2 separate regions of the Homo sapiens genome follow, and region 2 is linked to region 1. The links are chromatin loops, found by intact Hi-C in ENCODE. Cell type or tissue: sigmoid colon. All regions are shown on one strand. Each heading gives the region's core, and the rest is flanking DNA. Links, peaks and the distances in the headings are about the cores only.

The links. A loop is a pair of places that touch in the nucleus more often than their neighbours do. Peaks named below come from ENCODE experiments on the same cell type or tissue, not always from the same donor. Only the 100,000 strongest peaks of a DNase experiment are listed, where the experiment ranks them.
Region 2: a loop joins it to region 1, with 2.9 times the contacts of the local background. A loop is called at or near these places in 5 of 110 quality-filtered maps.

Annotation. Positions count from the first base shown.
Region 1 is chr4:143,081,080-143,089,051 of GRCh38, forward strand. The region is part of intron 1 of USP38-DT (USP38 divergent transcript); the gene reads right to left. Among named protein-coding and RNA genes, the nearest start is that of USP38-DT, 100 kb to the right of the region's middle. In sigmoid colon, for the core only: CTCF peaks have their summits at 4,353 and 4,554; no DNase peak of the experiment used is centred there; H3K27ac peaks cover 855 bases.
Region 2 is chr4:142,880,106-142,888,077 of GRCh38, forward strand. All of the region lies in intron 3 of USP38-DT (USP38 divergent transcript), which reads right to left. Among named protein-coding and RNA genes, the nearest start is that of INPP4B, 38 kb to the left of the region's middle. In sigmoid colon, for the core only: a CTCF peak has its summit at 3,509 (motif pointing right); no DNase peak of the experiment used is centred there.

The sequences.
Region 1 (7,972 bases), core at 1,387-6,386:
TGGGGTTGCAATAAAAATGTTCTTTTATAACTTACTGAACTTTGGAAAATTGGATGCATGAGAGATCTGAGTTCAGAATAATTTGCCTTTGAAGGTCTTCTTGGGAATATATTAGTTCCAGAAGCAAAATAAAAAGAAATGAGAGGGGAGATTTTATTTTAAGGATTTTAATTTCACTGTAGAAACTTGATAATTGAAACAGAATGGAAACAGAAAGTGTTTGGATTTCAAGCTTTCATATTACTGCATTGTATTAATAGGATTACTGGCATCTGTACATAATTCTCTCTAATTAGCTGAGTTACATAGTCTAAAATGGATTATAAAATAGGGGGTGAAGTTTTCCAGAATGTAACCTAAGAATTAGCATAAGCAATATAATCTGGACTCATTTCAGAATCTCCTCTGATTATTTCTTAATCTTTTTCCCATAAGAGACATCCTCAACTTTAGATTTGCCTTTGAAACCCAATGAATTAACAGGATAAGTAGCAAAGTCAAAGAAAATAGGCATTAGGAGAGGGAAAACCACCTCTACTGATTGGGACTTTTTTACCTGCAAGAAACAACTCTCAACACAAAAAAGGTTAAACAAAAGGGAGATTAATTAGTAACACACTTCCATAATCATAGACTCAAAGAGGAAGCAAAGAAGCTTTGAAGACCTCAAGGAGTAACTCCCCAGGATCATCTCTCATCAGTCTTAGTTTCCCCAAGTAGTGAGAGACATAGAACCAGCAGCTCTAAATCATACTCCTTCAGCTTTTTGCAGTAAAGAAAGAAAGAGAAAATTTCCCCCAGAGAGCTACTTAGGAAACAAATCTCAGGGAAGTATTCTGGTTGGCTACTGAGCCAATCACAGTGTCCAGGGGAACATGATAATCTAATTGGATAGAACTGGATCATGTGCACAGCCCTGAGACAAGTAGCTAGAGGAGTACTATGATTGGAAACTCTACCAGAATATCACAATATGAATTAAAAAATAGAACCCACACTTCCCCCACCAAAGGCTAAGAGGACATTTTTGTTACAAGAAGACAAGAGAAGCTGAGTAGCCAAAACCACAGATATTCCTCTCACTTTCCTTCCATCTACATTCAGGAGGGAAAGGAAGAGAAAGGGAGGGGAGGGGAGGGGGAGGGGAGTGGAACGGAGGGGAGGGGAGGGGAGGGGAAGGGATGGGAGTTTTAATGTCAAAATGACTTAATCAAAACTTTTCCTCACTTTATTTGTGATAGAAAGTGAATACCTTTTTCTCCCTTTATTTAGAGAGACATACATATATATCAACATTTGAAATGGGGATTTCTATACAGGGGATTTGTAAGAGTTATGTGCATCCAGTTTTCAATGCATCTTATTATTTTTTTTTTTTTTTTAGAGAAAGGTATGGTGGGCAAAATAATGGCCCCAAAGATGTCTACATTCTCATCCTCAGAACACATGAATATGTTGCCTTACATGGCAAAGCAAAGGGGACTTTTAAAATGTGATTAAGCTTACAGACACTGAGAGGAAAAGACTGCCTGTATTATCCAAGTAAGCCCAATCTAATCACATGAATAATTAAAAATGGAAAACCTCTCCTGGCTTTGGTTAAAGAGAGACTTGGTGAGGGTTAAAAAGTCATGGAGATGCAAAGTTGCTGACTTTGAAGATGGAAGAAGGACACCAGGAGTCAGATGGTACAGATGACCTCTAGAAGCAGGAAAGGCAAGGAAGCAGATTCCTCCCTAGAGCCTTCAGAAAGTAACTGAGCCTGTTGATACCTTAACTTTAGCCCAGTGAGACTGGTTGTCAGACTTCTGGCCTACAGAGCTTTAAGATAATAAACGTGTGTTGCTTCATAACACTACATGTGTGGTAATTTGCTATTGCAGCAACAGACAACTAACAAAAGGCAATAGGAAACTATTTACAAAACTTTGATTAAGAACAATAGACCATACACAGAGTCTGTTAATATTTGCTTCCAATGACAAGAAAAAATTGTAAAATAGCTCTTCTATGGGGGTTGCAAGTTCTATTGGGAGGATTTTCCAATGAATTAGTAAGATGTGAGGACATAAATTATACCATATTCACACAGGTGATGTCATCCCTTGTATCAAAAGGTTAGTGTACAGTGTAGTTTGGTTTTTTCTCCCCTGACTTTTTCTTCTAGCTAGCCTAAATTATGGAAAGATTTCAATTGGCTTTAGGAGATTTGGGCCATTGAGTGATATGTTTCTGCTTCTCATATAACAAACTATGGGGCCAGAAACCATGTAGAAATGACCCTGACCTGAGAGACAGAAGCTAAGCAGGGGTGAGAAAGCACTGGGTGAGTCTGAATCTACATTATAGAACAGAACTGTAGAAATAAGACATTCTGTCTGGCAGATATCAATGATGCCAGTGGTAATGCTCAAGATCTTTATAGGCAAGAATAATTGAAATGGCATGTATCTTCAAGAGAAGAATTCCCACTATAAAAAGAACTCAGCTGGTATTGTGGTGGGAAAATTGAAATCCTGAAAATTGGTGTCACTTCCCTCTTTGTTCAAATGCCCAATAAATACAAGAGTTCTAAATGTAGTCAAATAATGGATAAACTAAAGAGAACCTAAGCAAACCATGTGTAAATTACATAAGCCATTCTGCAACAACTGGCCTTAATGTCATCAGATACAAACTCCTTGAAGGCAGAGACTTTGTTTCCTACTTTATACTCAGTGTCTGGCAGTAGATAGTTAATATGAGCATGGTGAATACATGAAAAGCATTACAGTTGCATCATGACTTCAGATGCCAGGATGTCCTGTTTGGCTTGGAGCCATCCTAAGAGGACATAATCCTAAATTTCCTCAGCTAAAGAACAGCCAATTCCAGAGCAGTTCTTTCTTTTGCTTGATAGTGCATGCCAGTCACTTAAAATGAGCAGCAACTCCTGCAGCTGTTATAAAGACACACACCAATGACTGCTTATCTCCAGGGGAAGCCTGGACATTAGATGTCTAATGTCAGCTGCTTAAATAACAAGCTGATGATATTGGATGAATCTTTTAGTGCCACACAGCTCTGTCTCCTTCTTCCCAAACTGAGAGAGCAATAACCTCTTTCCCCCTCAGGCCTTTGTACCGACTGTTCTCTCTGTTTGGAATGCCCTCCCCTAGAATTTGCCAACCTGGCTCCTCCTTACCATTCTTGGCTTAGCTGGAATGCCACCTACTGAAAGAGGCAATCCCATCTGGAGTAGCTCCTCAGTCACTGTTTATCATCTCATCTCGTTTTATCACCAGCTTACATTCTCTTGCTTCTTTGCTTTTGCTTTTGCTTTTGCTTTTATTTTTGTTTATTATGTCTTCCCACTAAAATTTAGCTCTTTTCCTCCTTCTTCACCTCTATATACCCAGCTGCTAGAACACAGTATATGTTCACAGTATATGTTTAATAAATATTAATGAATAAAATATGTCAAAGGTAAGTTCATGGGACCCATTCAATAGACAATGTTACAATACCTGAGAAAGGCTTAGGACTGCAGTTCCAGTAGACAAACAGAGGACAGGAGACTAACTAGTTAGTCCTTTCCCCCTTCCTCCCCACATCCCCTACCTGCACTCTGTAATCCCTTACAGGAGCACCATACATACCATCTGACATTCTCTGGAATGCTGAAGAGTTTCACCACAGACCTAGAGGCTCTCCAGGAAAGAAACAATGCGTTATTCAGTTCCATGTCTCAAACCCCTGGCATGTGACAGTCACCAGCAGGGCACTCATTAAATGTTTGGTTGAAGGAATGAAATTGTTGAGACCTATAGTCAACAAAACTGAGCTTAAGTACCATCTTTGCTATATAATAGATGACTTGGGCAAATCTTACACTCTCTGAGCCTCAGTTTCCTCATTTGGTTAATAAATATCAAATGAGATAACAATTTAGAATCTCCTAATATAGGGTCAGTTTTCAAAACACATTGGTTTAGGAAAAAGGGCTATTCACTTTGGTGAAGCTTACTCTTTTGAATGAAAAAAAAAAGTGACAAACAACATTTTGAAGACTAAGAACAAGAAATATAATTTATTATCCCATAAATAGCAAGACACATATTTCAGTTTCCTACTAAGGAAAATATGGTAAGAGCAATAAAGATAAAACCTTGTTGTTTTTCAAAGCTGGAGGAGGAAATGATAATTAAATAACACTGTGATTTTTCTTTTAATGCAATTTTTAAATGCATAAGGAAATGGCTAAAGGTTGCTAGGATCTGTCACCAAAAGTATTTTAATTCCTCCTTAAGGTTCAGAAACGTATATGAAGTCTCCCCCATTTTTTTCCTAAAAACGGTTAATGTCATGATTCAGGAATATTTCACAAACTTTCACAGAGTAATGAGCCCATCTTGTGGCCTTTTATAATATTGCCACTTTCAAAGTGAAATATTACTTGTTAACCATAGGTTTAAATGGTGTCTTTTATTCAACAAATATAACTTTTGAGCACTTACTGCATGCCAGGTATTATGCTGCTGAATGCTGGAGATACAATGATGGGAAATGAAAAAAAAAAAAAAAAAAAGACAAGGTCCCTGCTCTAAAATCATATAAATTTAAAGGTGACAGACTTTTGGGCAGAGACATTATAGTAAAAGAATAGTTAAGTGCAATTGTACAAGGGTATAAACTTCAGTTACTACACAAGAGTTAAGTGTTCCCAGAACTCAGAATGAAACTGCTATATCCCCACTTCCAGGAATAACTCTGATCACTAAAGAAATCCTCTCTCCTTAGAGCCTGGGTTAAATATTAATTTCTAGTCTTCCACTTTATGAGAAAGTGTTACATATTTTCTTAACCTACTGAACCCACAGAAACCTGAGTACACCTAGTTCTCATCTAAATCTCTAATTCTCAGAGCACATCAAGGATAAAAATATTTTCAATAGCTTCTTATGTGTGTTCCCTATTGGTAAACAGGTTTTCTATTTCCTTAGGCCCACTCAAATCATAGCTTTAAGAAAATGGAAAGGCAAAAGTCTTTTAAGGAAGTGAAGGATATAAAATAGAAATTTTCATCATGCAGGAAAAGAAAGAGAAAGCCCATTCTTTCCAACCTCATGGTTTGGGGGGGAAATAGGGATAGAAGTCAGGAATATTAGCAATCAGATCTGTGCCCCAACCTCCTGGCTTCAAGGTTTTGTGGGATAAGTAGGTTGTAACAAGTGGGGAAGAGCATTCCCTATCTGAAGGTATTAGAGGACATCATTCTGCAGAGTGGCCTCTGACAAACAAGTGGCCACATCTAGTATAAGGAAGACAGTGGAGAGGTATGGTCAGCCACAGAGATAGAGGGCTGCCCCTCTATTCCTGTGTGACAGAGATACTGGGATGAGAACCCATGGGCCAATTGTGGGATCTGCCATAGCAGGGGCAAAGCTATTGCTGCTGTTGCAGGGTGAACATTCTTGGCCAATGGCAAATGGAGGGTGTGAAAAAGACTCAAAAGTGTCTCAGAACTATCAAGAGCTAAAGAGAGGCCAAGTTATCAGGAAGGGAAAATCTGAATCACATCTTGTCCAAGCTGAGAAAGAGGAATGCATAAGTTTACCCGGCAGAGAGGTCAGCAGTGGACCATAGTAGAAAGCAAGAATTAGAACAGATCAAACATCCTTCAGTAGACAGCAGATAATCTACACCTAAGGATGCCATGTAGGTTACAACCATATACCCCGATGCCTACATTTCTCTATCTCTTATGTATAGACTACCACCTTCACTTGCTTTTACAACTCATGCCTCACATACCTTATTCAGCAAAAGAAAGGTTCTTCCTAAGAATCCATTCTTCTTAAAAGGCATAAAAGAAGGAAAAAAGCTAATTATTTTTAAAATATATCCTCTAACAATGTTTATATGATCATGAGATTGAAAGTGTGAAAGTAGGGTTTCATGGCAAAAGCAAATTTTAAAATAATATTGAAGGCAATGAAGAGAGAACAGATTTTAAGCTTGACATAAGTTCTTTGGAAAGATCTCTGTGGTAGAAGTATGCAAGGTGAGCCAAAATTTTCTTCCCCTTCTTTCCCTCTTTATTCATTTAATTTCTTCAACAGATATTTTGGAGAACCTACTTTATACCAGATGCTTAGCAGATAATTAGCACAAATATGACTTAAGAGAGAAGGGAATCTTTTCTTCCTCCAAAGTTTTCAGATCTGGAGATTAGATGATTTTTTGTTTTTGTTTTTGTTTTTTGTTTTTTTGACACACGGTCTCATTCTGTTTCCCAGGCTGGAGTGAAGTGGCAAGATCACCGCTCACTGTAGCCTCAACCTCTCAAGGTTCAGGTGATCTTCCTGCCTCAACCCACTGAGTAACTGGGACTACAGGCACATGCCATCACACCTGGGTAGTTTTTGTACTTTTAATACAGACAGGGTTTTGCCGTGTTGCCCAGGCTGGTCTCGAACTTCTGTACTCAAGAAATCCACCTCTCTTGGCCTCCCAAAGTGTTGAGATTACTGGCGTTAGCCTCCCTGCCCAGCCTAAATGAATTCTTTAGCAATCCATTCAACAAATATGTGTTGAGTGTTGACTACGTACCACACACTGTGCTAGGCACTAGACAGGAACAGTTGTACCAGAAATTAATATAAGAAATGAAATATGTTGCAGAAAGTTTAGATCAAGTAATCTGTCATATTCTGGAGCCATGTAGATGAACCAAGAACATAAGAAGAACATAAGGATTTTGTTAGTTCCTTCAGATCACTCAATCATAAGGTTGCTCTCCTGAAATTAAAGAATGACTATCAATTCCTCAGTTAAGAGACTGTATGTTGGGGGTCAACCTGACAATTTTCTTTATAAATTGCTTTTAAATAAATAAAAATTCAGTTTCTTTCCTGTTCTTCTATTCCTCATTCGTTCAATTTATTCACTAAATATGTATTAATTGCTACTATGTGCCAGTAAACTCTAGTTGATGCTTGAGATACAATTATAAACAAGACCTTTTGTCAGTTCCTACAGCATGTTTTTTCCATCAATCTTCCCTCTCTAAAAGACTCTGGAATTCTAGACTTCTATCCCTGTATCAAGCCCATTCACCTGATCACCTGCCTCAGCCATTGCTGTCAACCTCCAAGGTATCATGTTTCTCCAGCATCATGACAAACTCAGGGCTTCTCTAAGAGGCTTCCCTGAGTTATGGAAAGGAAAGCAAGGATGGAAAACTCTTTTGCTGTTCTCTCCCTCATGTTTCAGGATCCTCTACCTGATCCAAGGAGGGCTTTTGTCTTCTCCCTGTATAACTTTCCTTCACCCTCCCTGCCCTAGAGGTTAGAGTAAAATTTTATCTTAGTCCCCCAAGCTTTGAGTATTGATTATTAACCCATTTCCCATTTGCCCTGAGAGTACTTATCTCCAATCCTAATGTAACATCATATACTTTTCTGTTACATTAGGATTAGAGACAAGTGCTGTTTAGAAATAACTCCATGAACAGTTTTCGTATTTTATTTTCACATTAAAAATCAGTCAGATTTGCTTCGGCCTCAAAAAGCATGTTTATGTATAATTAAATGAGCCCTGGAAGTGAGCTGCACCTTTTATTGCTAAATGGGAAATGGGTTAAAGGGAAGCTTTTGGAATTCAGGAACCCCTTTTCTCCTTGGGGTGACTACCTCTTGCAACTGAAAGCTTGGCCTTCAAGATTACTGTCATACTATGAACTATTAAATTCAAAACTTATCAGTGATCTCATTATTCTAGTCTGTCTTTGCCTTCTTCCTAAATCAATGAATGGGAGAAGAACACTAAGATGACAAGAATGATTTCAGTAAAGAGGAATAGAGAACCCCAGTTTAAAAATCTCCAAAAAGGATTGTTCTGCTTATATTTGAGTAATTACTTAGAAAATGTCAATTTCTCTCACCATGCTGCAAATGTCTTTACAACAGGGACTATATCTGTTTCCCTCCCA
Region 2 (7,972 bases), core at 1,282-6,281, 200 kb before region 1:
AAGGCCTATTTCAAGTGATTTTGTTTACCTGGTACATCATGTCTGGCTACAAGGAAAAAATTACAAGGCCTACCAAAGGCAAAAAATACAGTTGGTAGAGACAGAGCAGGCATCAGAACCAGACATGGTGTTATGTAGGAATGTTGGAATTTCTTTAAAATAAATTTTCAAATTGGAAAGTAAGTGACCTTCAACATCATTTTTAAAATTGTTTTGGCTATTTTGGGCTTTTCTATTCACTTATAATTGATGTTTACTTCTTAAACAAGCAATTGCCTTCAAAGCTTCATTTACCTGTTATTTTTTTAAGTTATGCAAGTGCTTTGTTGTTCACATAACAACAAAGAGGAGAAAACACAAACTTTGTTTCTGAGCCACTATGATAGATTGGTAACTATGGGGATATGACAATGTACATAAAGTACTATATATGAACATGACAAATTTGATTTTGTAGAAAGTATATATATTTAGCACCATGTCATTGAGATAACAGTATAGAAATATTTTTGGCAAACACATGAATAAGAAATGTTAAGGCAGAAATATCTCCATTCAGTTATTTCATCATTAATGTCTGATCTTTCTCATAACAGAAAGATGTTTTCCATATATTGTTGATAATAACATTACAAAATAATCATCTACTCAAGAAATTGTTGTCATAAGTACCAGTTAATCCATCAAAACAAGTTAAAATAGCTGTGCAAACTGTTTGTTATGGTTGCTAAAAAGATACAGCAGTATCTCCTGGTAAACATGTTTCTTTTATGTTTGGTACATTTTCTAGGAAATAGGTATGCTAAAGAAACAAGAAAAATATGATAAAAATCAGCATGTGTTTTTTCATTTGATAGATAATATTGAATGTTTATCACTTTCTTATGAATATATTATCCAATAAATCTTTAATGGCTTTTCTATCTGTGAGTAAAACAAAATGAATATCGCAATCTCAGCAGCCCAGAAATGTACAGCTACTAAGAAAAAGATAGCAATTTTGGGGATCAAATCTAGCCTGATGATTCTTAGGTAGAGGTGACTATTTAAAAAAAACTATGGACCACATTTATATACAACCCTATCAGTATCCTGTACTATCTCCCATAAACCCAAAGCATCCTCAAAGTTGTAAGAAATTTTCTGGCAATTTTTCACATAGAAAAGAAATTCCTCACATAACCCTGCACTAGCATTTCCTATGCTGCAATGTATTACTTATTATGAGGGAGGATAGGAGATTTCCTTCTATACAGAGTTTCAAGGAAGATCATGAAATAGACCTTGTGGGTAAAACTTGTCATTTGATGGTCCCTGAAATAGAAACTTTAAAATAATGCCAAATCACTCTTTTGCTAGATTCTGTTGGCTTCCCTATTATTCCCCGCTCATGTGTGAGCTAGTTGTGGCAAGTCTCTTCCCTGCTTTGAGTCATTGCAGACATCAAGCATCACCGTCAATCATTCACATGAAAAATACTTACAGCAGGGAGTACAGTTTGTGCACACTTTAAAAATATGTTTTTAAGGTTTTATCCAGGATCCATTACTACTCACTTTATAGACATACATGAAGTCAAGCTGCCTGAGCTCTTTCACAGAACCTATACAGGGTTTTCTACAATATAAAGGGTCAGCTAATTTACAGAAGAACTTACATAAAGTCTTCCACAATATATGGATCAGCTAAGTTATAGAAGAAGCAATATAAAGTCTTCTACACTGTAAGGGTCAGCTAATGTATAGAAGAAATACCTCAACCTTACATGTCATAAAACCATCTGACAAAAGCCATCTGTTACTTACACAATGTCCTTCCCCTCCTCATTCTCTCAGGTATGCTTTTTACATTTAGTGACCCCCCCCCAAAAAAGTCAATTAATACTAATCAAGTTAACTGTCAAACCCTTTAACTTCCCAAGCAAAGCATTTCTAAATTCATAATGCCCCAAATACTAAACATATTCTGCTAATATTAGAGCTATTTGAAGCAAGTTTTTTTCTTCAGTATTAAATCAACCAGAAGAAACAATGTCAACCAAAACAACTTCACTGTAGCTGAATTCTCTCAGTCTCTAGCTCATAGCCACATGAATGGGGCGGTACATAAGCTCATTCTGGCAACTCCAGTAAGTGTTGTAAACCAGCGCTTCTCAAATTTTAGTACACATATGAATCACCTGGTATTTTGTTAAAATGTAGATTCTGATTCAGTAAGTCTAAGGTGGAGTCTGAAGTTCAGTAAGTCTAGGGTGGGGTCAGCAAGTCTCAGCATCACAACTCCCAAGTGATACTGAGGCTGCTAGCTGGTGGGCCACCGTGAGTAGCATAGTTGAGGTCTTGAATAAGGAAAGCATACTTGTAAGTATGGAAATATTCAGACAAAAAATGCTTCCATTCTTTTAACATTTGTCTACAAGTAGTTTCGGAATTCGAATATCATCAAAGGGTGGAACTTTAGAAAAAAAGATAGGAAGAGTTTATAAGACTAAACATTATTATTCCCCAGTGCAGAGCTTTGAAACTACAAGCTCGTTCATTCCTTTGTTTCCTTATTCATTCATGCACAAGGCATATATGGACTGCCTACTCTATGGTAGGCACTGTGTTAAATTCCAGAGTACAGTGTTGAATAGACAAAATTTTGGGGTTTAGGAAACTCATAATCTCATCCAAACAAATAATCAATTGTGAGATAAAGGGACCTATTTATGATTGCACACCAAGAAAAGTAAAAACACAGAGGAAAAAATACTTCATTCAGCAAGGTGGGGCGATAAGGCAGGTAGCTCAAGGAAGAGTTCACAGTAAAAATTGATGGTGCTTTTTTGATAACTTAATTTGTGCTAGGTACTTTTCTAAGCACTTTAACGCTCACAATGATTCTTTCAAGGTAGGTGCTCTTGTTTTTCCAATTTTTAGAGCTGAGGAAACAAAGGTGGAGAGAAATTATATAATTTACAGAGTAAATAAGTTACTAATGATAACCAATAAGCCACAGAATTTCCTCTTCTGTCTTCACTAATACCGTTTTACTAATATGTCCCACAAAGTGGACATTACTGGTAATCACTAAGATTTCTGGTTCTCCTTCCCTTCGGGGCACATTCCTCTTTGAATATATGCATGGACACATGCCAATGAAATGTAGTCAAATGCAACACATGTCACTACCAGGCAGAAGCATTTAATAGCCCAGTGCACAATTTTCCATGCTCTCTTTACCAGTCCCCATGGCCATGGGCTTTACCTGCTCCAATGGGAACCTGCTCCCATTGTTGATGTGGAGTTCCTGCAAGATCAAAAGATCTTGCAATGCTAGGCCTCTACAAAAAGGACAGCCTCCTCAGATCATCTCTCAGACTCATGCAGGATATTCCAAATACAAGAAATTTACTTCTGTCTTGTTAAGTCACAGATTTTAATTGTATTTGTTACTGTAGCCTAATTTAATCTATATTGATAAAGCATTACTATAGAGGCAATCTGTTAGTTACCTTGCAGAATAAATGTAAGTCACCAGAGGAGGGCAGTGTGTGCTGGGGAGGAAGCTCATGGTGGGCATAAGAGACATTCAGAAGTGTTAAATAGAATGGTACGTTTAGGAAACTTCAGGTCGTCAGGCTTTACTAGAGAATATGATTCTGAAGAAGACATGAAAGAGGAAAGAGAAACAATGTGAGTCTCAGGCCCCTCTGGAGTGAAGGAAAGAAATGGAGAAGGAGTTAAAGTCCAGGCATATCACTCAGGGCTGCATATGGAGGAAGATAATTATCAGATTGAACTCAAAGTTAAATCAAAGAAGTAAGCTTCTGCCTAGGAAATCGGAAATCAGAAAAAGCACTATGCTAGAAAGAGGAGTCAGCCACAAATAAGGAGGTAGAACAGAGGGAAAGAGGAAAGAAGTAAACAGACTAGGAATTTAAAAACCTAGAATAGAGCTAGAGAAGATGGGAGGCATAGGGATGGGAGGGTGGGTTCACACCAGAAAAAAGCTGAGAAGAAATATATGTATCTATTTGTAGGATATGTCTGTTCTCGCCCACATATCTCACACATGCTGCTCTGTGGTTTGCCTTTCCCATATGCCTTCACCTGGATGATGCCTGCTAACTAGGCTCAAAGATGTGGCCTCTGAGAAGTCTTCACCTCCCCACATTCCCATTACCTTCACCCCTGGGCCCACCTGGTATTCTTTCCACATCTTCACAAAGTTCCCTCACTTTCATCACTAAACTTATCCAAGGGCATTTTAGTTGTCTGTTCATTTGTCTGTCTCCCCAGTTATGACAAACTTCTTTAGGAGGGTGATTTTATTTAATTTGTTTCTCTAATTCCAAGACCAAGGTCAGAGTTTGGTCTGTAGTAGTCCCTTAATAATTGGTGGTGACTGTGGAAAATCCAGGGAGAGAGTTTCCCATGAATGTTTAATATATTATTTAGGAACTGAGAACAAGATCTGAAATAAAGATAAAAATTTGGTCATCCTCAGTGAATATGCTTATTCAACAACTACTTACACATGCTTATTATACTAAGTGGTGGATATTCTGGTGAGCAAAGAAAACACAGTGTCTGTTTTGTGGTGCTTGGATACTCATAGAAGAGAATAAGTTAATTTAAAAATATGCACATGTAAATATAAACAGCTTTTCTCAAGATCTCCAAGGATCTCCACATTACTAAATGCAATGTTCAATTCTTAGTCCCTGTCTTACCTGACTTGTCATCAGCATTTGACACAGTTGATCACTCCTTATTCCTTGAAGGAAGACCTTATATTCTCCTGGTTTTCCTTTTGTCCTGCTCTATCTCTTAGATGGTTCCTCATTACCTACCAAACTCTAAAAGTGGGTGTGCCCAAGATTTTCTTCTTTCCTTCCACATTCACTCCGTAGTGATCTCATCCAGACTCACGGCTTTAAATGCCATCTATATGCTATGATACCAAATTATATTTCCAGGCAAAACCTTTTCTTTGAACTCTAGATCCATACATACCAACTGCCTACGCAACCACTCTATTTGACTAATAAACATCTCAGACAAAACATGTCCAAAAGTGAGTTCCCGTTATTTCCCTCATGACCAGATTTTTCTAGTCTTCTTCTCAGGTAGTTGTAACTCTATTCTTACAGTTTCTCAGAACAAAAAGCTAAATCTCATCCTAACTTCCTTCTTTTGCTCACATCCTACATCTTGTCCATTAGCAAATACTGTCTTCAAAGTATGTTCCTAACTTTACTACTTCTTACTATTCCCACTGCCACCACCCTGATCTAAGCCAGCATCATCTCTTATCTGAGTTCTCTCATTGGCCTCCTAATTGATCTCTCTGTTTTTGCACTCACTGTCTTTTCTCCACACAGCAACCAGAGTGATCCTGTTATGTCATATTGTGTTACTCTTCAAAACTTCACACTTGCTTCTTATTTCACTCAAACTAAAGGTCAAAATCCTTCCAATTATTCATAACTCTCCATATGATTTAGATGAAATATGGTCTCCCTTAGAATGCATCCTATGATTTTAGTATTTAAAGTACTTTTCTAAAATTTATCTCACCTTTAAAAAAGAAGCCAATAAACATAGAACTATTGAACAAAGTTCCAGTATCTCTTCTTTTTACTTATATTTTGTGAATGTCAGTATCAGAGCAGTTAAGTGGAAATGGACCTATTTTATTTTCAATTCCTTGAGAAATCATAGTTCAGTGTTTTTTGAAGGACATTGTAAGTTCATTTATAAAGACTCCCAGAATCTGTTCTTTATTTAGGCAACATCAGACTTGCAAGGTAATAAGCTGGAACAGAGATTTAGAGAGAGAGAAAAAGCCTACTTCAGTTGATAGAGTTCAAAAAGCATTACTTAAGTCAATCTCAGCAATTTTTTATGTTATTAATTTCCTCTTATTCTGTTTCACTACCATATCGCAGAGTTCTTCACTGCTAACCTACAAGTATTTACTACTTACCTCATACTAAACAAAAAGCATTTTCTACTCTGATCTTAGAGTGAGTTTATATGTCTGAGTATGTGTATATGTATTAGAGAAAGAGAGAAGTATGGAAAGAGAGAAAATTAATCCAGAGGAAAACAAGGTAGTAGGTTAGACTAGGTCTTTGTACAGGAAGAATAACCACCAAAAAGCCCACCGGGAAGCCAAAATAGAGTTAAAACAGAGGTATTAAGGCATTTCTCTTCCCCATTTTATTCACCAAAACCTGGATAAAATAACAAATATTAAAAGCAGAGAGAAAAACAATTTTTAGTGATACTAGGAAACAACACAGCCTAACCCAGAATCTATTGAAAACACCTACCAAATTTAAGACCAAGTCAAGAAAAGATTTTGAGAGGAGCATATTTCTATGCAAATTTCAAACACCCTAAGGAGCTCCCCAAAAGTAAGTACCATGAGGAAGTAAACCAATGACCCTTGCATGGAGCTAAGAATATGAGAAGACCAGATGCATTCCTGTGCCTAATTCAACAGCCCTGAGCGACAGAAGAGGACAGCTGAACAAGGAGCGAGAGAGACATACCACCTTTGCCGGAAGCAGATGCCGTAGAATGGAGGGGAAAACGAAGATGGCAATCAGGAATGTAGCTGCTGAGGGAGAGCAAATGTCAACTCATGAGGAAAAAGACCTGGGGCATTCAGGCTTCTCTGAGTTCTAGGAATTCCTGACTGATGCAACCAATTATCTCCATATATCCAGCAGAGCCTCTGCCCTTGGTCTGAGCTACTGCAAGAATTTCTCTACAAGAGTTACAAAGAACTTCTCTTCTTAAAGCTGCTTTATGTAGCTCAAAGGCAAATTTGGCACAGGCCACAGTACAACTTACTAGTGCACCAGTGGCCAAGCAGAGATAGCAGCAAAGAATGTTTTTCCCACCATCGCCGGAGACCAATGGAGTTGGCTATCCCTACTCTTTGTATTTATCTGTGCTCAACTGCACATGCCCCACCTACTGAACTTGAAAGGGAAGTGTGATATCAGGTTATATATGGAAAGAGTCAAAATTAGTAAAATGTGTTATTGCCTGTCAACCTTTAGATTTAACTGTATGTTAACTCTGCTCACCGTACATGCATAAGTAGCACATTTCAAAGTGGAGGCTGGAAGTATAAAGTGAAAGTTTATAAAATTCTTCCAAGATTATTTTCACGCAACTATTTATATACTACTTTATTTTAAAATAAAAATAAAAAATCTGAGGCAAATGCAAAATCAGACCGAATCCTAGGGCAGCGGGTCAAACTATGGTGAACTTCTGGTCATACAAGCAAGAGACTAACTCATTTTTAAGGGAGAAGATGAGGCTGGCCTCAAAATTATTCATAGGAATTAACAGCAGAATATTGGGAAGCATTCAACAAAGTTGACAGAGAAATAATAGGAATCACCAAGAATTTTTCAAAGGAAACAATTTCCAATGTAAAGAAGTTAAGGAATATAGCACCACGAACCATTCTTGAAAACACTACGTCATAAAATCCAACAAAACTGGTGAAAAAATTCATGATAAACTGTCATGAATTTGTGTATTACAGAATATACATAGCACCAAAAGTAATAAAGAAAAACTACAGAAAACACCAGGGATATAGAAACAAAATGAAAAAAAATTTAACTTTCCTATTCCATGAGAACAAGGAGAAAAAAAAGTAAGGGAGAGAGACTCTAACTAACAACACATAAGGTAGTTCTAACAGATAAATATTCAGCAATATGTTAGGCATCAACACTTTCTTCTCAATACCCAGGAAAATATATAAAGCTATACATATAATGAACCAGAGAGAAGACCTGCTGCAGATCACATGTCAAAGTGAAGACCTGGATTAGATAGATGGTGAGTGGGATTCAACATTCTTCATTGCTAAACATATTCCAGATCTGCTGCTGGTTTAAGGACTAACTGTGAGTTGTTAGTCTTAAACAACCCTGAGTCGAGAAGCAAAACAA